2 separate regions of the Homo sapiens genome follow, and region 1 is linked to region 2. A link is an interaction called in ENCODE POLR2A ChIA-PET data of the cell type or tissue named here. Cell type or tissue: Panc1. All regions are shown on one strand. Each heading gives the region's core, and the rest is flanking DNA. Links, peaks and the distances in the headings are about the cores only.

Region 1 (11,068 bases), core at 1,052-9,051, 240 kb after region 2:
GCAATTTTCAGCGGTGCTATTTGAGGGAACAATATGAAAACTTGGATTTAAATTGAGGCAGTGAGAATGAAGACAGAGGTGAGAGGGTATAAAGACATTTAAAATGAAAAATAAAAATCCATAGGATATGATTGGGAGGATGAAGTGTGCTTGGAGATGGTTGACTCAGAGTTTTACATTCTTGGCGTCAGGATATATTCCTACTAAGTTGTAGGTAAAAGATTGGAATTGGATTCTAGGATGTAGTGAAAATGGGACTGGGCTTATCAATTGGGAGGAACTCCAAAGAGAAAATAGCAACCAGAGAAAGGATGATGAGAAGCAGAGAGGCCGAGAGAGGGAGAGAGACCCACATTCAAGCAACATAGAAGGGGGCAGAGAGAGAGGCACAGGGCAAGGCAATGGCCAGAATTATGGGGCAGAAGAAGCAAGAAAAGTCAGAAAAGCAATAAAGAAGGAATGTTTAAAGAAATAGGATAGAGATCTACATACAATACTGTCATCTTTAAAGAAGTGGTCCCCAAACTTTCATCATTAGTATTTCCTATAGTAGTAAAAATGTTTTGAGCCTGCACCAAAGGTATTTATTTATTTTAAATCACTTACATTTGTATTCTACTTATTCCTGATTAAATAACATACAAAAATTTGAGTTAAGGAAGAAATTAAAACATTAAATAATACTTTTACAATTCTAAAGCAAACATTTCCCTCCCACTAAAATAATAATAGTAAGAATAATATTAATATTTTTAGTAAAAGCATTGCAGTTTAAATTTTTATAATAGAATTTTCAAAGATAAAAATAAATAGAGGTAATACTATAATTACCCTCCATGGAATCATCATCCAACTTTAAAAATCTATAACATTTTGTCAATCTTGTTCATTTACCCATCCTTACTACTTGATATTTTGTAGGGGGTCTAGAGTATTATAGAGCAAACTCTAGACATCATTTTACCTATAAATATTTCAAGATGTATCTTTAATTTGTAATAAATTTTAAAAATAAACACAATGTTATATCACACCTAAAATTAGCAATAATTTCTTAATATCGAATACCAGTCCATATTCAAATTTCCCTAATTGTCTCAAAACATTTTTTAGAGTTGGTATATGTCCAAACCAAGATCCAAGCAAGATCCACTTAGTGTTTAGTTGTTGTGTCCTGTCTCTTTTAATTTACAAAAGCTTTATCTTAAATATATATATATTTCATTTGTTGTAGAAACCAGGTCATATTTTCTATAGAATATCTCATGTTTGGATATGAATTATTGCTTCTTTATGTTTTGCTTAATTTGTTTCTCTAGCTCCTTATTTGCTATAAACCAATAGTTAGATCTAGAAGTTGTGTCTTTTACTATTGGAATATACCAGAAGATACATATCTATTGACCCACTTTTAATGGTCATTTTAGATTTTAAGATTTATCAGTAGGCTTATGTATTTGAAACCTTATTCTATTCATCTGTTATAAAGAACTATTTTACCTAATGATTTTAGTATCCATTGATGTCCATTGCTTAGATACATTATTTTGGGGGTGGGGGGATTGTAAATTGTAACTTAAAAAAATTCTATTCCTCCTTCTGAATTTACAAACTAGAAATCTTCTATAAAAAGAATCATTTGTCAACTACTGGTCATCCCAAAATATGGTTCATATAAGAAAGATAGAACATTGTTTGATAATTTCCCTTTGTCATTTTTTCAGAAAATTGAGGTTTTTAAAAAAATTATTTAATATCATGATGAAGTATAAATTCATGGATTTTTATATATTTTATGTTTTAATAAACTTTAGTTGTTATTATATTTGGTGCTCAAAATTATCACATTGCTGGTGAAGCAGCCTCTCCAATTTGGCTACTAAGTCTTTTTATTAAAACTCATTAGTCTTTACTACCTTTTTTACTGTTGTCTCCAAACATAGCACCCAACATCAACAAGGTGGCCAAGTTCATCTTGTATATATTCTGCTCCAGACCTTCAAGCAGCATTTTTCCAAGGATCATTGATCCTTTTTAGTGGGCAACTGTATTTAGAAATCACAAGCTGTGCAGTAAGGGTGTTTACTGCTACTGGATTATTAATTCTTCTGGGATTTTTTTACTGGGAGAAGCTATAAGTGTGTGAGTGTATGTGTGTGTATGAAAGAAAAAAGTAACTTGTAAATACATGTTATTTCTAATTCTAATGTAAAAGTAGAGGGTTTTTATTTACATCTTTGGTTATATAATTTCTCCTGCTGAAAATCTTGATTATGAATGGAATTAACCTAATTAAAAGCTTTTAAATTTTGGTTTACATTTATGAATCACATAGTAGTATCATAATTCCAAGGTCTGGCCATGGGTTCCTTTAATTTAATACTTGGTTCTAGTGGTGTTCACATGAAAAATATATGAAGAACTAAGCAAAATCTTTAATGATACACTTAATAATCTATTGTTCAAATTTTTCAATCCTATCCACCAATTACAAAGTTATTTGTTAAAGTTCAGTTTGTAAGTTTACTTTGTCCCCAATGTTAACAAAATTGTCAACAAATTGTGCGCTCTATGTCATATTCCATATGTATACATATATTCTATATATATGTATTCACATAAAACATACGAACACATTTATTTCGAAGACTTTAAACACATTAAAATTATATTTTCAATTATTTTTAGAGTGCAGATGTAAAAGTGTGTGTAAGTGATATACTTACAATATTTTGGGCACCAAAATCATATAGTGATTTCACACATAATTATATAATAATTTCTAAATTTCAGTTTCAATATGCTTTCACCATAGCATATATTTCCTTTGAAAACAGCTGATTCATTTTTCTTTTTCTTTTTCTTTCAACTTCTATTTTAGATTTGGGGGTACATGTGCAGGTTTGCTACCTGAGTATATTGTGTGATGCTGAGGTTTGAGGCACAAATGATCCTGTCAGCCAGGTACTGAGCATAGCACCAAACAGTTAGTTTTTCAGTGCTTGTCCCCCTTCCACCCTCCCTCTCTCCTCTAGTAGTTCCCAGTGTCTATTGTTCCCATGTTTATATCCATGAATACCTGATGTTTAGCTCCCACTTTGTAAGTGAGAACATGTGGTATTTGGTTTTCTGTTCCTGTGTTATTCTGTTCCTGTGTTAATTTGCTTAGGATAACAGCCTCTGGTTGCATCCACGTTGCTGCAAAGGACATGATTTCATTCTTTTTTATGGCTGCATAGTATTCTATGTGGTATATTACCACATTTTCTTTATCCAATCCACTGTTGACGGGCACCTAGGGTGATTCCATGACTTTGCCATTGTGAATAGTATTGTGGTGAACATAAGAGTGCATGTGTCTTTTAGGTAGCACTATTTGCTTTCTTTTGGATATATACCCAGGAATGGGATTGATGGGTTGAATGGTAGTTCTGCTTTAAGTTATTTGAGAAATCTCCAAAGGGCTTTTCACAGCGGCAGAACTGATTTACATTCCTACCAATAACATGTAAGTATTCCCTTTTCTCCACAGCCTACCCAACATCTGTTGTTTTTTTGACTTTTTAATAGTAGTCATTCTGACTGGTGTGAGATAGTATCTCACTGTGGTTTTGATTTGCATTTCTCTGATGATTTACTGATGATTAGCATTTTTTCATGTTTGTTGGCTGAGAAAGCAGCTAATTTCTTACTCATTATTTAGAAGCCACTTTTAACCACTGAAGTTTTTATTTCTTATCTCTGTAGTTATATTATCATCAGCAAATTGTCATTACAAAAAAGATCAACTAATATGAAACACTTGCCTCTTTGTAAAATAAAATCTCATTAACAATAATGGAAATAAGTCCATATTTCAAGTAGTCCTCTTCATGATATTTTAATCGCTCTCTTTGTTGGATCTTATTAGGTTTATATATTAATTTTGTTATGTGGTACAAAAAATAGTTGAAACTAAAAGTAGAAATGTCTTCTTTGCCATTTCCTTATTTCCTGTTTTATAAACATTGCTTCTTTTTCAACCTGTGGTTTCTTATAAGAAATGTTTTTAAGGTACTTATATTTTTTGTGAGGTTTAGTTTATGTTAAAAACATGATACCATCTATAAATCTACCTTGATAGGCACACAAATTATAGTTTTTGTAATATGGTGGAAAAGAGTAATTGCATGTGAGTAGCATGATAGCTTCATACTTGCTGTGTGTATAGACTTACACACATATGATATTTTTATATTAAATATCGATGCCTACTTCCTTTAATGTTATTATAGAATACAATATATTAATAGAAATTCTAATATTTTTCCCATGCTGCAACTGACTATTTCTTACTTCTTGGGTGCGTATACCCTGCTCTGGAGATTCCTCCTTGAAGGATGAGACACCTTCAAAAAGAAGAGAAGTTTTAGTAGCTGGTTGATGATGAAAGTCAGAGTCCAGTGAGTTAACGAGAGAATCAGAAATGGGGCAGAAGATTTTAGATGACTTGTGGCAATGAAGGAGGAAGAGGAAAAATAAAACTGTACGGTACTTGGAGAAAATAAAATGTAGAAAATTCCTCCCATGACAAGCTTAGGGAGATTTCTGCATTTGGAGATTGAAGGTAAAGAGAACATGTAGACTGTGGATTATCAAATAAAAGGTTAGCAGAGGAAAGAAGAGGGAGAAGAGGATTGTGTTAAGATCTGTGGAGAAAAGAGTTTACCTTTCATGACTCAGAGAGGCATGTTGGAGAAGCAGACCAAGAAGAAAGCAAGCTTGCAACTTAACAACAATAGCAGCAGCAAGAACAACAACAATAATAAATTTCCTTTGGCTTTGCATTCTTCAGATAAAATCAGTGGTGAATAAAATTTTTATGGAGAGTAGAAACACAATGACCATTTTGGGTAGGGAATGACATGAGTGAAGCTGGTGGAAGGAAGAATGAACTGGCCACAGACAATGTGTAGGATGATAGAATGAAAAGGGAGAAACGAGTTTGCACAAGCTCAGAAAAAAGATATTTAAAAAACCCAAACAAACATGATAACAGGAGAAGAAATGGTGAAGGTGGGAGATTTTGGCTGCAGCAAAGAGTGACTTTAGTGGCCGATAATGCTTGGAAGAGTGCAGTCGAATATGATTTTTCCTTTATGTGTCGTATTTATCCTCATTGGTCTGGATATCTGCTTTTCTGAAGCACACCAATGAGGGTGTGACCTCAGGGATATTCATTCAGATTCCAGGCCTTCTCTAGCAGAACTACACAAAGGCTAAGAATATGTTGTAACCATAAATTCTCATTTGTATTCCTAATGAACATGTTTTGAAGGACACTTTTACCAGCTAATGTTTTTTCAATCTTATTCTAAACTCATCTATCCAACTTCCTCATGAAATGTTTACGCCATAGTATTTAAGTTCGTGGGTTGGATGAGACATAATCTAGATGACACAAAATCTAACCAGCTATTTACATGATCACAAACAAGCACTGGAATCAGGGAAGTTACCTTATGTTAACATTAAAGTAGCTTGCCAGCAGAGCCCAATATACAATAGCAGTGTATCTATTTTCTTTTCAGTAGTTGATGGATTTTGAAATTTGTCCTTGGCTTCAAGGATTATTGTCAGAGTCCAAAGGTGAACTTATCTATTATTTCCATTAGTGTTTGGGTGATACATGGCAGCAGGCGTTGGGAGAAAGACAGAATGCCTATTGAACTCTCTGAGATGCTGCTGAGTCTAATGGCATAACCTATTTTTTTTATTAGAATGTAAAAAACATACTCATATCCGAATACAACAGCTAAGAAGCAGAACGCTTCTTACCGGTGCAGATTCTTACTGAAGGGAGTGAGAGGACAGTGCGCTTTTAAAAATACATTGTTCTCTAAATTAATAATGACTTTATATTCAGCTTTAAATAAATTATATTTTCAGAATAGTCAAAACCTATGAAGTTAGTTTCATTTGTCCTTGAGGGTTTCCAGTTTTTAATAATTGGAGTTGAATTCATTTTGGGATCTGTTAATTTAAGTTCTAATGGTCAAATAATTATTACATTGGAAAATCAAGAGTCCTGCATCTTCATTATATTTTCACCAGTGATTTACTCACTAACCTTGAGAATTCACTTCAGCTCATTTGCCATACGTAATCTCTCTTTTCCTGTCAAATTTTTGTTAATGAGGATCATTTCCATAGAACTCCTAGAAGGTTTAGAAGATAAATGGAGTTTGGGTTGAAATGAGAAGCATATTTTTTGCTGATAAAGATTTCTGTAGTGGCTTTGAGTATGTACCAAATATCATTTGCATAGAATTGCAATGAGCTAGGTAGCCATATTTGTTCTCATGGTTACTTTTCTTCAAAAAAAAAAAAAAGCTGAAGTGTTTCCTGTATATATTTCTAGCAGTCCTATAAAATGAGATGTGATTCTCTTTGAAATGAGGAAAAGGATAAACTTATAGATTACTTATGAGCTTTCAAAGAATCCTCATGCTCTATTCCTGACATGAGTTCTTGTGGTTTTATTCTTATTGGGTTCAGAAATAAAATGTTCAAATTTATCCTGTCAAAAGATTTCTTGGGCACTGAGATAAGAGCAAGGTTGAGTCTCTTATCAGTGGGTCTTGTCATATAGCTCTATGGTACACTTAAGTTAGCTGATGGCAGTCTGTTATTTATGATGATGGTTTGCCTTGTGTTTGTGCAGCATTTTATGAATTAGCCAAGTTTTTTTTTTGGCATTTTTAAAATGGGCTTTGAAATGGACTTAGATAAAAAATTGGTGAAAATAGTTCCTCAATGTGTGGTTTTTTTGCTTTCTTTTATTGAAAGGGTTTAGAAATGACTTCCCTCAATATCTGGTTGGGGAAATTTCAGACTATGCTTACAAGTCAAAGGAAATGTCTCTGAGCATAAATTGTGTCACTAGGATTTAAAGGTCTATTTCTAATATATTATTTAGAGCACTTAAAAACTTTATCAAAGTCAAATCAAATCTAAGGGGGAAAATGCAAGAGCTTACTTTGGTAATACTGAATCTAAGAGAAGAAGGCTTAGGGCAAATAGACAACAGGTTTAGTTTGGTGATTCAAAACATTTTTAATATCACAACTCTACATTTATACTCACACATGCCACATTAATCCTTCTTATACTGTTGTAGTTAGTCATGAGAATGCTTGGCCTTCAGCTTGATGTGCTATTTTCTTCAAAAACGCTCTTTCTTGGAGACCCTTTTTGATGTTACTGTCTTCAAATGTCCAGATGTCTTAGATTTTTCATTACATCTTGATTGTTCTCCTCTCAAGTGTAAGTTTGTTGGTCATTTACTGACTTCACAAGTCCTTTTATTTTCATGATCATTGCTTTGACATGAAATAAGCCACTCAGAATTCTGAGACTTTTCTATAATTAAGCCCTTCTGATTAGATAGGCTGGACTTTTAATCTATACTCCCTTGTTATCTAGGCCTGCTACAGCTCTTTTAAAAGTTGGTCTTATATATGATACCATATAAAACAACACTTCTATTCTGAAACTGATTCAGTTTTTAACTTACAGTATTTCTAATGTATAGTATTTCATACTTACTCTTTTATCTTTCTTGTGAACAGACTCAGACTCTAACTTACACTTATTAATTGTCGTTTATATGTCAGGCCCTGTATCTGACAGTAGAAATAAAAAGAAATTAGAGCATCTAACCTCAAAGAGTTCACAGTCAAGTATACTCCACTTTGCTTTCTGTATCTCCAAGATGTGTAGGAAAATATCTAAGCAATTTTTACCTGCACAGCATCTCAACAGAAGACAATTGTGTAGGGGAATCCTCACATTCTAATTTTAGCTTACTTATGCTTTTCTGCTGAGATTTTATTTTGCAGGACACGGAGTAAATGAGCCTGTCTAATACTTCCTAAGGATTCTCTTTTTTGAAGGGAAATGCTTCACACAAACAATCAGCTACACACCTAAAAGCCATAACCTTATGGAAAGGGATTAGTCATAATTGTCAAGTCTGTTCCTCTAATTTGGTGGCATATTCAGAGGCTCATGGGAGATTGTTCAGAAATCCTGGAGGGGATCAGTTAGACCATTTTTTTTAGCAAAGGGAGTCTCTGCTGAGCAGGCTGTAGATATCTCATAAAAATCAGAGGGGATAGAATTGTTCTTGGTTTTTTTAAGAATGAGAAAAGGGTACTGTTATAAGAAAAACATACAGACTCCAGGTAGACTAGCGCCATATGCAAATAGTGAGGACCAGGAGGCAGCTAGAACATCACAAGGAGCCCCATAGCACTTCCTTTCCCCCACAACCCCATTGGTGGACTTTTCTAAGGAAGGCAAATCGATGAAGCATGGGGTGTGGAATGGGGAAGTTTACAGTGTAGTGGGGCTGGCTGTTGAATGTCAGCTGTGCCAACCTCTCTCAGGCAGTACCCCACCCAGAATCCCCACTATTTTTATAGAATAGAAACCCTATTCTCCACAAATGAAAGAAAAGTCTTAGAAAACTCTCTTATATATAATTTTCTTATGAAAATAAAACAGTTTCTGGTACTTAAGTTACACCAGAGAATTCCCAAAGCGTCCAACATGCTCAGCTCAAAAGAGGCTTTCCCTTTCCCAGATGGATGCAGCCACATTTGTGTGACTTAACCAGGATGAGACAGAAATAATTACCCCTCTTATATATCACTGTAGTGGCTTAAGGAGAGGGCCCATGGGTCCCCACCTCTGGTGCAGCTAGATAGTCATGAAGCCTCCAATCACCTCCACCCTGAGATAGGTATCTTCCACATTTAGCAATTCAAGCTTCTGCAGCCACCCAATGGATTCATTTTGCTTGCTGTCCAGATAGAGCTGATTTACCAAGACAGGGGAATTGCAATAGAGAGAGTTTAATTCACGCAGAGCCAGCTGAACAGGAGACTGGAGTTTTATTATTACTCAAATCAGCCTTTCTAAACATTTGGAGGCTAGAGTTTTTCAAGGATATTTTGGTGGACAAGAGAATGGGTGCTGCTTATTGGTTGGAGATACAATATAGGGGTGTGGAGAGTGGTCCTCTTATGAGCTGAGTCATGCTTCTGGATGGGGCCACAGAACAGTTGTTGGTGGGTCTGAGTGGAGCCATTTGTCAGCAGAAATGCAAAAACATGAAAAGACATCTCAAAAGGCCAATCTTATGTTCTACAATAGTGATGTTAACTGCAGGAGTAATTGGGGAAATTACAAATCTTGTGACCTACAGAATATACACTGGTAGTCATTTCTGTCTACACCTTAGCAGGGTTCAGGCTCTTCTCATCCTCTTAACCAGATGGTCTTTCATTAGCTTTCCAAAGACAGTTAAGTTTTGGGGAAGAGCCATTGTCATTTAAACTAAATTTCTCCCAAAGTTAACGTGGCCCAAGCCCAGAAATAACTAAGGGCAGTTTGGAGGTTAAAGGCAAGACAGGATTTGGTTAGATCAGATCTCTTTCACTGTCATAATTTTCTCATAGTTATAATTTTTGCAAAGGCAGTTTCACTTAAGTTTAAGATTGTGTTTTCCTCTTCCTTTGTCTTTATCATTTACCCCCACTGTTCTAGGCAACTGCTCTTAGCTCTAGTGCCCCTTCCTCAGGGATGGGATTTTCTGAGTCCTTGCCATGGTTTTCCTGTTTTCAGGGAAATCCAACCTGAGATGCTAGGCTGGCTCTGGGAGAAGTATCCAAGGCCAGGGAGGGAGAGGCGGTAGGAAATGAGGACTTCATAGTGCAGTTTTCTTGTATATTTTTAGAAATCCCCTTGGCTTTTCAGGCCAAAGTGCTGCTGTACCATATCAGCCTTTACTCCTTCCTGTACTAATTAGTATTGAGTTCTCTCTATCAGAGAAGTCTGTGGAGCTGACTGTGCAGTTCCTCCCATAGCATATCATCACTGTTGCCAGTTTTCACCAGATGATTTTTCTTCAGCTCAGTAATTAGTTCTCTGTGTTTGTAGAAAATGGTTTGGGGATGGTGGAATCAGAGAGATGACCTTTGTCTGTGTTGTGGAGAGACTGCCTTCCTGGTGGTTCAAAGACGAGGAGAAAAAATGTTCAGAAATTTTGGCCTTGGTTTCATGGAAGTCAGATTCATCATGGCTGTGTCACTTGTTTTTCTAAATAATAAAACCATTTAGGCATACTTTTCGTATATTTTTTTAACAAGTATCTTGCTTTGTTTATAAAATAAGAAGTCCTATAAATGTGCAAATGATATTATACTTGGGAAATAAATGGATGTGCTAGGTACACTCTATTGAGGCCCATTTATCATGCTGCTAACTTTTGGAGTAGGTTAAAAATACCCAAATGATTGTAGCTGAATTGTGTTATCAGTCTTTCACTTATTGAAAATAATGCATTTAAAATTACACATTTTTCAAACAGTTATTATTTGTTATGTCCTGTGCTACCCATGAGAGTCATTTAGCTTGGGCAAAACTTTTAACTTCTCTTTGCTACATTTTTTCCTTTCACAAACTAAACACAATTTTGTGATAATTAAATGAAGAAATGACACTCCAACATCTGGACATAAAATAGAATAATCAAAATTAGGGGCACAATGAAAAGAGCTAAGAGATTTCAGAAGCTGAAGATGTAGAGGGATGGGCATAGGGAAATGTTTTGTAGAAGAACTGTTTTTGTGCTGGACCTTGGAAATAGTTTGGTCATGTCAAGATGGGGGAAAGGTACCAATGGAATATGAGTGCTGAGAAACAGGACTGGGGAGTGTAGCTAGTTGGGCTAAAGGATGGTAGGACATAAGCACTGAAAAGGGAAGCTTAAACCAGATTATGGAGAGATTTGGATGCCAAACTAAGAAACATGGATTTTGATTCAGAGATGGTATTTGATAAAATTGTCTTCAAGAGCTAAGTTAGATTTTCCTCTCTATGAGCTGAACTAAAGCAACCTGTCACAGGGTGTGCAGGGGTTATCTGGCACAATTCTGATCCACAGTGATTCTTCTTATGACCTATTTAGCTTGGGAGAGATGTGCCAGGAAGAAATACATTTCTTTCTCTCATTACCCAAGGA
Region 2 (11,068 bases), core at 1,821-9,820:
GTTTTTTCCTGGAACTGTCTGTATTTGAAGAATTAAAAAAGATAATGTTGACCTGACTTGAGCACTTTTATCTAAAACTCAAGAGTTTTATATGGTGTCAACCAACTTTATATAATTTCCATGGAATTGGTTTTTCTTCTCAATTTGAAGTGCTCAGTGTCTTTTGTCTTTAAATTGAAGCCTAGCAATGAAGAGTTCATTATTTCTTAGTTTTATTAGATTTGGATTTTTAAATAGGTAGTCCTATTAGTCTCTCTAGAAATACTGTAAAGAGTGTTTCTTTATACCATTTTCCTTTATTTCCTGGAATAAATCAAATATAGCTACATATGTTATATTTTATTATACTATTTATGGCAATGTGTAATGGGTTTATATTAAAAGAATTGGTGGAAATGCTGCAGATTTTCCTTTGGAAGAGGTTGACTTCTCCAAGTTATCTATACTCTTAAGTCTTGTTGGATTCATATAAGGTTACTTAAGCATATTCCCTGGAATGGCTTGATATTTCATCACATTTTAAAGCATGTGTTTCTTTCCTAAAGCTGTAAACCTTAATATTTCTGGGTCTGGAAATAAAAATTTCAAATGGCAAACATTTCTCACATTTTCAAAGAGAACAGATTCCACCAATGTGAGTGGTTGAAACTTTAAAAGTTCCAAGCAAATGTTCACTTTTAACTGAAATTCTATTCCACATGCCTAGGGAAATCCACGTGAAGCATGTTACTCTCAGGCCGCAGTCATTCTTCTCTGGGTACAGGTCTTCAATCTAAAAGCCTGGGAAATGTGCCCCATTGAACAACTTACCTAGCATTAATCGTTTGATGATGCTGTAGGTTCTTACTGTAATGAGCAAGACCTCCTGCCACTCCTTAACACTCAAGTTACCTGAAAGATAATATACAGTTGGCTCCATGCTACCCACACATAGCCTGATCTCTCTCTTGAGCATACCAATAAGTGCAAGGCTGCCCTGCTGTGGATCACATTAATTCTTGGGCTGCTGCTTTCAATTTCACCAGAAATTGCTGGTGGCAATTTCTTTCTCTTAGCCTAGTGTTATCTGCTCCCCTCAGAAGTTTAGGGTCTGAAAAGAAAGGATCCTGAACTTCAATTTTGATCTTCCCTGATCCAGCTTCATCAGCAATCCATATTCTTTATGCTTTGCTGCCTCCACATAGTCTACTGATTCTAAACTGCCTCTGGTTCTCATCTGGATAACGCCTTGTTTTTACCATTTAATAAAAAATGTAGCTGCTACACACAGAATGAAGAGGACTGCAACATTCCCTTCAAATTGTAACTCACCTCGTATAGAAGTCTTCTGTGATACTACCAGTCCAGAAGTCATTACACTGGCCCTCTCTTGGGTCCATTACAATTTATCACAGCCCTAATCCCCCCTGCAAAATTGTTTGGAATAGGCTTCTCAGTCCTCTAAAAATAACCACACATTAGTGTTCCGGGAGCTGTTAGAACCACCTTAATTAGGCCGGGTGCAGTGCCTCATGCCTGTATTCCCAGCACTTTGGGAGGCTGGAATAGATCACTTGAGGCCAGGAGTTGGAGACCAGCCTGGTCAACATAACCCATCTCTAAAAAAAAGAACACCTTCGTGAGACCCTGAATGGCTTCATGAAAATAAAACGTGTACACAAGAGCACCAGCCCCTGCTCCAGCAGTCACCAGCAAAGCTGGTTATTCTTTCTCAGAGGTCATTGAATCATGGAATTTATCACTAGAAATTTTATGTACTTCCTAATATCACTTGTACAGTTGTCTTCATTTTAATTTATATTTTTTAACGTACTTACGTCTTGTATTCTCATCCAGAGCAATCTGGTGAGAACAAACACATTGCTTACTATTCTTTAGTATTCTCAATCTTCTCAGCACAGATCATATTAATCACAATTAATGAAACAATGGTCATGAAGATAAACATACTGCCTCCCTCCCCACCTCAGCACCTTTATGCTGTTATTTTGAATGTGTTGATTTACTCCACCACATAAGTGCTGTGTTTGCTTTCTGGTTGACTTGGGGTGTCTTCTTCTCTGCCTCTGGTCTGCCAGTCCCAGCTGTTTTACATAGTAGACAATTCTATCTAGATGTCTTTTTGAGTTGCAGAAAAGAGGACTATAGCCTCTATCTCTACCTTCTTGCTGTGCCAGGTGTATACCAACCAACGTCTTTCTGGACCCTGAAACAACATTTTGAATCTGGAACTCATTACTTTCTCTTCCCAAAGGAAACCTTCGGGGGGCAACTCAGCTGTTGATCTTACTTTACCTGGTGGGATGATCCTTCACCACCAAAGAACTTGAGCCTTCGCGCTCTGTCTATATGAAATTATAGTATCTTTGGTTAATTTTATCTCTGAACATAGTTATGTAAGTGGTACTCTAGGAGATTTTCTAGGCCTTATCCATATTCATTCTTGTCTCCATAATGAAGCAGCAAACTTACTTCTTCTTTATTGTCAGGATCAGTTATTTATGTCAATAGTAATTTCCTTTTATGCCAGTTTGTCCACTGGTAGGGGAGCTAAAAATGGCCAGGGGATGGTTTTAGTTTTTGATGAAATGAAATAATCTTCATGTTCATTTGTAGAAGTATTCCTCCTCTGACCAAGATTTAGGAAATGATGGCCCATAGTCCTGTCACCTGTTTTTGTAAATAAATGTTTTATTGGAACATAGTCACATTTATTTATTTACATATTGCCTATGGCTGTTTCCAAGCTATAGTGGCAGAGTGATTGTGACAGAGACTGCATGCCCTGCAATGCCTGAAATAGTTACTATTCAGCCCTTTGCAGAAAAATGTTGCCAACTTCTGCTTTAAACTATCAGAGGGCAGAGCTATGGGGATGATAACTATAATTGCAAGGGAGTCATTAGCTGTAATAATGAGGGGTGTTACCCCAACTTCTATTTTTCCATTGCAAGGTCCATGTATCCCAGTCATGGGAAAACACCATTTCTTGCTCACTGGATCAGTGTATGTACTGCATCCTGGGGGACAGCACCCCAACCTTTCAAGCGTTGTCTCCTAATTGGCATTGTGGCTGATTCTTCAGTACATCATTCCACTCTTCTATAAGGCCAGTTACTTCTGCGTGATATAGTACCAGACTAGATACTGAAGCTCTTTAATGCCCAACCTACTGACCTGCATTTTTTACTATAATGTGAGTTCTTGCTAGGAAGCAATAGTAGCAATCAAGATTGGCAGAGAAGGCAAATCCAAATCCACTTTTAATCCCAGTGCTTCATCCATAAGGGAAAAGGTGCAATGTAATCAACATGCCATCAGGGCTCTGGCTGGCTCCTCTGGAGTATGTCACTTTTTCAGGGCTTAGGGCTGGTCGCTTATGTTAGCAAAGCTGGCACTCAGCTGTGGAAGCAGCCAGAGTAGCCTTGGGCAGTGTGAGCCTGTGGTGTAGGTCCTCTGCATATTCTGCACTGTTCTATCGTGGCTTTTTTATTTATGAACTCACTGCTCAGGCACTTGAACATCTGAGAAAGAAGACTGACAGTCCAGCAGTAGGTCGATGTGATTATTAAGTCTCCTCCACAGTAAGGTCTGTTGAGAATGCATTCACATGAGATACGAATACTTCCCTTTCCGAGTTCTCCTTCATGTCTCCCCTTTAAGTTTCTTTGTCAATCATTCTCAATTTTATTTCCTTTATTTGTTAGCCACTGCCCTGAAACTAATGTAAATTCTTACCTCAAAGTTAAAGTGGAAAAAAACCCTGCACTGATTGCAGATCTGCCTGCTAGGATGACCCCCTTCTCTGCTCTCCCAGCCTATTGCTGTGGCTGGGTTTGAACACTGCAGAATCTGTTTCTGGTTGCTGGCATCTCTCTGTAAGTCTGGCTTGCTTTTTTTTTTACGCCTTAGACGACTGATTATAGGCAACTCCTCATGAAGTTGCATGTGTGAATTTAAATATGAATACCCTGCACCATTTACAAGGGTAACTGTATACTACAGGCATATGTTTCAGAGATTGTTGGATACTGGTTCTAAGTTAACATTAATTCCTGGAAACATACACTACCACTGTGACCTACCAGTAAAAAATGGGGACTTATGTGGGTTGGATGTGAGCAATCTGTCTGTGCAACTTATTTATACCTTCAGAATTTACTCAGTCTCAGCCTGAAATTAGTACGACCTGATTATGGAGTGCTGCTGGCATGGTAGTTTTTACGGCTAGGTTAACCAGTTTATAATAAGTAGTTCAGGTTGCAAGTTACATGTTAAGATGACATAGTCAATCTCTACCTATACTCAATAGCAATTCAAGAACTCTTTTTTGTTTGTTTTCTTTTGTTTTTGGGACAGAGTCTCGCTCTGTTACCCAAGCTGGAGTGCAGTGTTGCAATCTCAGCTCACTGCAACCTCCGCCTCATTCAAGCGATTCTCCTGCCTCAGCCTCCTGAGTAGCTGAGATTACAGGTGTGTGCCACCATGCCTGGCTAATTTTTGTATTTTTAGTAGAGACGGGGTTTCACCATTTTGGTCAGCCTGATCTCGAACTCCTGACCTTGTGATCCACCCACCTCCACATCCCAAAGTGCTGGGATTACAGGTGTGAGACGCTGCTCCTGGCTTAAGAACTCGTTCTTAAGAGAAGTATAGTTGTTTGTCGAAATGGGTAATGCGTCGCTTTAAAACTGTAGGGCAGTACTCCCCAAATGCTTTGGCACCACGATTTTGTGGAAGACAATTTTTCCACAGACTGGGGGGTGGGGGAGTGGTTTTGAGATGACCCAATCACATTACATTTATTGTGCACTTTATTTCTATTATTATTACATTGTAATATATAATGAAATAATTATACAAGTTACCATTAATGTAAAATCAGTGGGAGTCCTGAGCTCATTTTTCTGCAACTAAATGGTCCCATCTGGGGGTGATGGGAGTCAGTGACAGATCATCAGGAACTAGATTCTCATAAGGAGCTAAGGAGCGTGCAACCTAGATCCCTTCCAGGTGCAGTTCACAATAGGGTTCGCCCTCCTACAAATCTAATGCAGCCGCTGATCTGACAGGAGGTGGAGCTCAGGTGAAAATATGAGTGATGGGGAGCGGCTGTAAATACAGATAAAGCTTCTCTAGCCCACCGATCACCTCCTGCAGTGCAGCCTGGTTCCTAACAGGCCACAGAGTAGTACTGTGGCCCAAGGTTTGGGGACCCCTGCCGTAAGGGATGCTGCTGAACTCCTGCCCTAGGGGATGCTTCCCAACTCTATTGAGTAACTCCACCTACCACAGAATTGTTGAGAAATTTCGCATTTGCTGGGTTGTAAGGGTCAAGTCCCAGAATGGCTTTCAATGTAGCCTAAATCCATTGGAGAAATTATCACTCAAAGGTGATAGCATTTTGTTATTTGGAGCCTATCGTCTAAAAATATATCCTAATTTCCATCCTCCTCCCTCAAAAAAAAAAGTTGCCTGAAGTAAAACCCTTGTTTTGTATTTTTGTGAGATTTATCCATTGCACTCTTAGTAAGATTTGCTGAAGTTACACAATACATTCTGCTCTGTAGATTCCAAAGTATGATGTAAACCACTATGATGTCCTCTGGCATTATGAGACAGTCATTGAACACTGAATTGTACTACAGAATTGGGCAATTGTCTTAAAACTGCAGCAAGATGGTAAAGTTATCTATGTCCATACCAGGTAAAAGCAAATTTCTAAAAAGTTATTTTTTTATCCCAGAGAAAAACTATTAACTATGTTAATAGCTACAGGGAATTTACTAATTTGCTCCAATAAGTAGCAAATAAAATCTATGTCTAGAGTAATAGCCGCATTTTGAATTACCACCAGATTTAGCTTACAAGATACCTCTTGTATTTTTCCAGACCTATCCATTGTTTGCATGACTGCAAATAAAGACCCTGTTTTGCTCTGTCCTTTTGTATGCTGACCTCTAAGAACTACATCACCTGGCTTCCCTTGATCTCTGGCTTCTTACTGGGTTTAGACCAATGGGATACCCCAGTGAAATTGTTGGGGAGTGAAGGAGGGCAGAGGTCAGGGATTTTATTTTCTCTTCTTTGTTTTTCTTTTGCCAGGGTCCTGGCTGGGACTGTATTCCTTTATGGCCATAGCTCCTCTTCTCTGACATTCTTGCTGGGCTATGATCGCACCTCTCCTTTTTCTTAATCCTTCAAGCTTAGAGATGATAATGGATTCTTGCTGTTATGTCTCATCATACCTTATTGATTCCTTAATCCTGTCTAGACCTCTGTAAACATTCTTTAATTAAATTTTCTTCAGTTAAAACCCTCTGAGTATTCTCTATTTTACTTACAAGGACCCTAACTGTTAAAATTAGCTGTTCGTTTTCAGGACCTTCCATTAGGTAAGGCTGTTTTAGGTGTGCAACCAAATGATAAAGCTTTCATCAAATGAGGAAAAAGAGGCTGCTTTGGCTTCAAAGGGGCAGGGCTGGATGTTTGGGATCTCCAGATTCTCAAATTCTCCTAAATAGCCACTCCGGTTCTTGGGGTCTCATTCTTTTCCATCTTTGCCCTAAATTTAAAATGAAAGTCCTAGTGAAGCTGTGAATTCAATCAATGAAGTTTGTTTTTTAGGTACTCAGCCCTATGTCTCTAAGAGATAAAAGATTCTTTTAGCTCAGTGTGTGCTTTGAGATATGTGTAGGAATTTAACTTTGTTATACTCTCTTTTAAGCTGGTTGGAGTCAGTGAAGGCAGCCATCCATTCTTCAACATGAAATTACTCATATCCTTTATACTGTTCAATGACAGTGAAAGCTTTATTCCCCACAGCCTTGACCCCCAAAAGTGTTTTATTTTAAGTGATCCCAGGAGATATTTTAATGAGCAATTTCTCTCCTGTTTGCCATGAGCTGTAAGATTCCCCTTAATGAATGCTAGTGGGTTTTTTTTTTAACTGCCATTAGCCTGAATTGAGCCAGATGACCAATCCTAGAATTGCCCAATTCTTTAAGGGTCTGTTATCTACAATTCCATTCCCTGGTACCAAAATATGTTTCAGTCAACATACTTAATTGCATGCAGCAGAAATTGCCTTTAGATAGCTTAAGCAGGAAAAAATATTTTTGAAGGAATAATGAATAGCTCACAGATTCCATTCTTGGGAAATGGACAGAAACCAAAAAGAAAATTAGCTTAAGTTGTGCCAAAGCAATAGTCTGGTTAGGACTCTATTATGGGACCATGCCATCGTCACTGATGAGTTCCTGTGTCACAAAATGCATGAGTAATTTCTCAACAGTTCCTGCAAATTTGCATCACTTTGTCAGATTCTAAGTATTGAAAATCTCAGAATAGAGTATCTGATAGGCTGAGCCTAAGTTCTAGCTGATAATGAACAAGTGCAACTCAGGGGCTTGCCTCCCATCAAGGTTCACACAAAAGGGAATTAAAGGAAATTCTTGTCAATAAAAAGGGCATTAAGTTGCTGGTTAGCTAAAAATCAAGACAAAAACAAAAATGAATCAATCAGTATCTACTATATTCATCCTACATACTTGACCCTATGAAGAATTCCTTTGTCGGGGCAATGTTTGAGGAGCAGTCAAGCAGACTGGCTACAGATTTTGGCTACAGTGACTCAAATATGAAAGTAATGAGTAAGTGCTACTGAGATCAGGTAAAAATAAAGAATTAAGAAAGCATTTTTAATTATCATGGACACATAATAGTAACACATTTTTGTGGGGTACATGTAATATTTTGATACAAGCATTTAATATATAACGATCAAATCAGGGTAATTGGGATATCTATCGCCTCAAGCAGTTATCATTTCTTTGTGTCAGGAACATTCCAATTCCACTCTTTTAGTTCTTTTGAGATATACGCTAAATTACCGTTAACTATATTGCATGTTCTCACTCATGTGTGGAAGCTAGGAAACACTGAACTCATGGAGATAGTAGAATGATGGTTACCAGCGGCTGGGAAGGGTGGTAGGAAAGAGTGCAGATAAAGAGGGGATGGTTAGTGAGTACAAAAATATAGTTAGATAGAAGGAATAAGATCTAAAGTTTGGTTGCACAAGAATTTTGTTTTTAATTGGTATTTTACCATCTTTTTCATTGATAAAATTTCCTTTCTCTACATCAACTTTTGTTTCTCTGAGTCCATCAAAATTTTAAAATTGTACTTTTTTTATTTTATTTTATTTATTTATTTATTTATTTTTTAATTATACTTTAAGTTTTAGGGTACATGTGCACATTGTGCAGGTTAGTTACATATGTATACATGTGCCATGCTGGTGCGCTGCACCCACTAACTCGTCATCTAGCATTAGGTATATCACCCAATGCTATCCCTCCCCCCTCCCCCCTCCCCACCACAGTCCCCAGAGTGTGATATTCCCCTTCCTGTGTCCATGTCATCTCATTGTTCAATTCCCACCTATGAGTGAGAATATGCGGTGTTTGGTTTTTTGTTCTTGTGATAGTTTACTGAGAATGATGGTTTCCAATTTCATCCATGTCCCTACAAAGGACATGAACCCATCATTTTTTATGGCTGCATAGTATTCCATGGTGTATATGTGCCACATTTTCTTAATCCAGTCTATCATTGTTGGACATTTGGGTTGGTTCCAAGTCTTTGCTATTGTGAATAGTGCCGCAATAAACATACATGTGCATGTGTCTTTATAGCAGCATGATTTACAATCCTTTGGGTATATACCCAGTAATGGGATGGCTGGGTCAAATGGTATTTCTAGTTCTAGATCCCTGAGGAATCGCCACACTGACTTCCACAATGGTTGAACTAGTTTACAGTCCCACCAACAGTGTAAAAGTGTTCCTATTTCTCCACATCCTCTCCAGCACCTGTTGTTTCCTGACTTTTTAATGATTGCCATTCTAACTGGTGTGAGATGATATCTCATAGTGGTTTTGATTTGCATTTCTCTGATGGCCAGTGATGATGAGCATTTTTTCATGTGTTTTTTGGCTGCATAAATGTCTTCTTTTGAGAAGTGTCTGTTCATGTCCCTCGCCCACTTTTTGATGGGGTTGTTTGTTTTTTTCTTGTAAATTTGTTTGAGTTCATTGTAGATTCTGGATATTAGCCCTTTGTCAGATAAGTAGGTTGCGAAAATTTTCTCCCATGTTGTAGGTTGCCTGTTCACTCTGATGGTAGTTTCTTTTGCTGTGCAGAAGCTCTTTAGTTTAATTAGATCCCATTTGTCAATTTTGGCTTTGGTTGCCATTGCTTTTGGTGTTTTGGACATGAAGTCCTTGCCCACGCCTATGTCCTGAATGATAATGCCTAGGTTTTCTTCTAGGGTTTTTATGGTTTTAGGTCTAACGTTTAAATCTTTAATCCATCTTGAATTGATTTTTGTATAAGGTGTAAGGAAGGGATCCAGTTTCAGCTTTCTACATATGGCTAGCCAGTTTTCCCAGCACCATTTATTAAATAGGGAATCCTTTCCCCATTTCTTGTTTTTGTCAGGTTTGTCAAAGACCAGATAGTTGTAGGTATGCGGCGTTATTTCTGAGGGCTCTGTTCTGTTCCATTGATCTATATCTCTGTTTTGGTACCAGTACCATGCTGTTTTGGTTACTGTAGCCTTGTAGTATAGTTTGAAGTCAGGTAGCATGATGCCTCCAGTTTTGTTCTTTTGGCTTAGGATTGACTTGGCGATGCAGGCTCTTTTTTGGTTCCATATGAACTTTAAAGTAGTTTTTTCCAATTCTGTGAAGAAAGTCATTGGTAGCTTGATGGGGATGGCATTGAATCTGTAAATTACCTTGGGCAGTATGGCCATTTTCACGATATTGATTCTTCCTACCCATGAGCATGGAATGTTCTTCCATTTGTTTGTATCCTCTTTTATTTCCTTGAGCAGTGGTTTGTAGTTCTCCTTGAAGAGGTCCTTCACATCCCTTGTAAGTTGGATTCCTAGGTATTTTATTCTCTTTGAAGCAATTGTGAATGGGAGTTCACTCATGATTTGGCTCTCTGTTTGTCTGTTGTTGATGTATAGGAATGCTTGTGATTTTTGTACATTGATTTTGTATCCTGAGACTTTGCTGAAGTTGCTTATCAGCTTAAGGAGATTTTGGGCTGAGACGATGGGGTTTTCTAGATAAACAATCATGTCGTCTGCAAACAGGGACAATTTGACTTCCTCTTTTCCTAATTGAATACCCTTTATTTCCTTCTCCTGCCTGATTGCCCTGGCCAGAACTTCCAACACTATGTTGAATAGGAGCGGTGAGAGAGGGCATCCCTGTCTTGTGCCAGTTTTCAAAGGGAATGCTTCCAGTTTTTGCCCATTCAGTATGATATTGGCTGTGGGTTTGTCATAGATAGCTCTTATTATTTTGAAATACGTCCCATCAATACCTAATTTATTGAGAGTTTTTAGCATGAAGGGTTGTTGAATTTTGTCAAAGGCTTTTTCTGCATCTATTGAGATAATCATGTGGTTTTTGTCTTTGGTTCTGTTTATATGCTGGATTACATTTATTGATTTGCGTATATTGAACCAGCCTTGCATCCCAGGGATGAAGCCCACTTGATCATGGTGGATAAGCTTTTTGATGTGCTGCTGGATTCGGTTTGCCAGTATTTTATTGAGGATTTTTGCATCAATGTTCATCAAGGATATTGGTCTAAAATTCTCTTTTTTTGTTGTGTTTCTGCCTGGCTTTGGTATCAGAATGATGCTGGCCTCATAAAATGAGTTAGGGAGGATTCCCTCTTTTTCTATTGATTGGAATAGTTTCAGAAGGAATGGTACCAGTTCCTCCTTGTACCTCTGGTAGAATTCGGCTGTGAATCCATCTGGTCCTGGACTCTTTTTGGTTGGTAAACTATTGATTATTGCCACAATTTCAGCTCCTGTTATTGGTCTATTCAGAGATTCAACTTCTTCCTGGTTTAGTCTTGGGAGAGTGTATGTGTCGAGGAATGTATCCATTTCTTCTAGATTTTCTAGTTTATTTGCGTAGAGGTGTTTGTAGTATTCTCTGATGGTAGTTTGTATTTCTGTGGGATCGGTGGTGATATC

The links. Peaks named below come from ENCODE experiments on the same cell type or tissue, not always from the same donor. Only the 100,000 strongest peaks of a DNase experiment are listed, where the experiment ranks them.
Region 1: POLR2A ChIA-PET joins it to region 2 with 5 read pairs; 2 of 35 experiments call an interaction of 5 or more read pairs at or near these places.

The regions. Positions count from the first base shown.
Region 1 is chr5:57,700,362-57,711,429 of GRCh38, forward strand. No RefSeq gene overlaps it. Among named protein-coding and RNA genes, the nearest start is that of LNCBRM, 140 kb to the left of the region's middle. In Panc1, for the core only: no CTCF peak of the experiment used is centred there; no DNase peak of the experiment used is centred there; H3K27ac peaks cover 6,820 bases.
Region 2 is chr5:57,463,372-57,474,439 of GRCh38, forward strand. All of the region lies in intron 1 of RMEL3 (enriched in melanoma 3), which reads left to right. Among named protein-coding and RNA genes, the nearest start is that of ACTBL2, 14 kb to the right of the region's middle. In Panc1, for the core only: no CTCF peak of the experiment used is centred there; no DNase peak of the experiment used is centred there.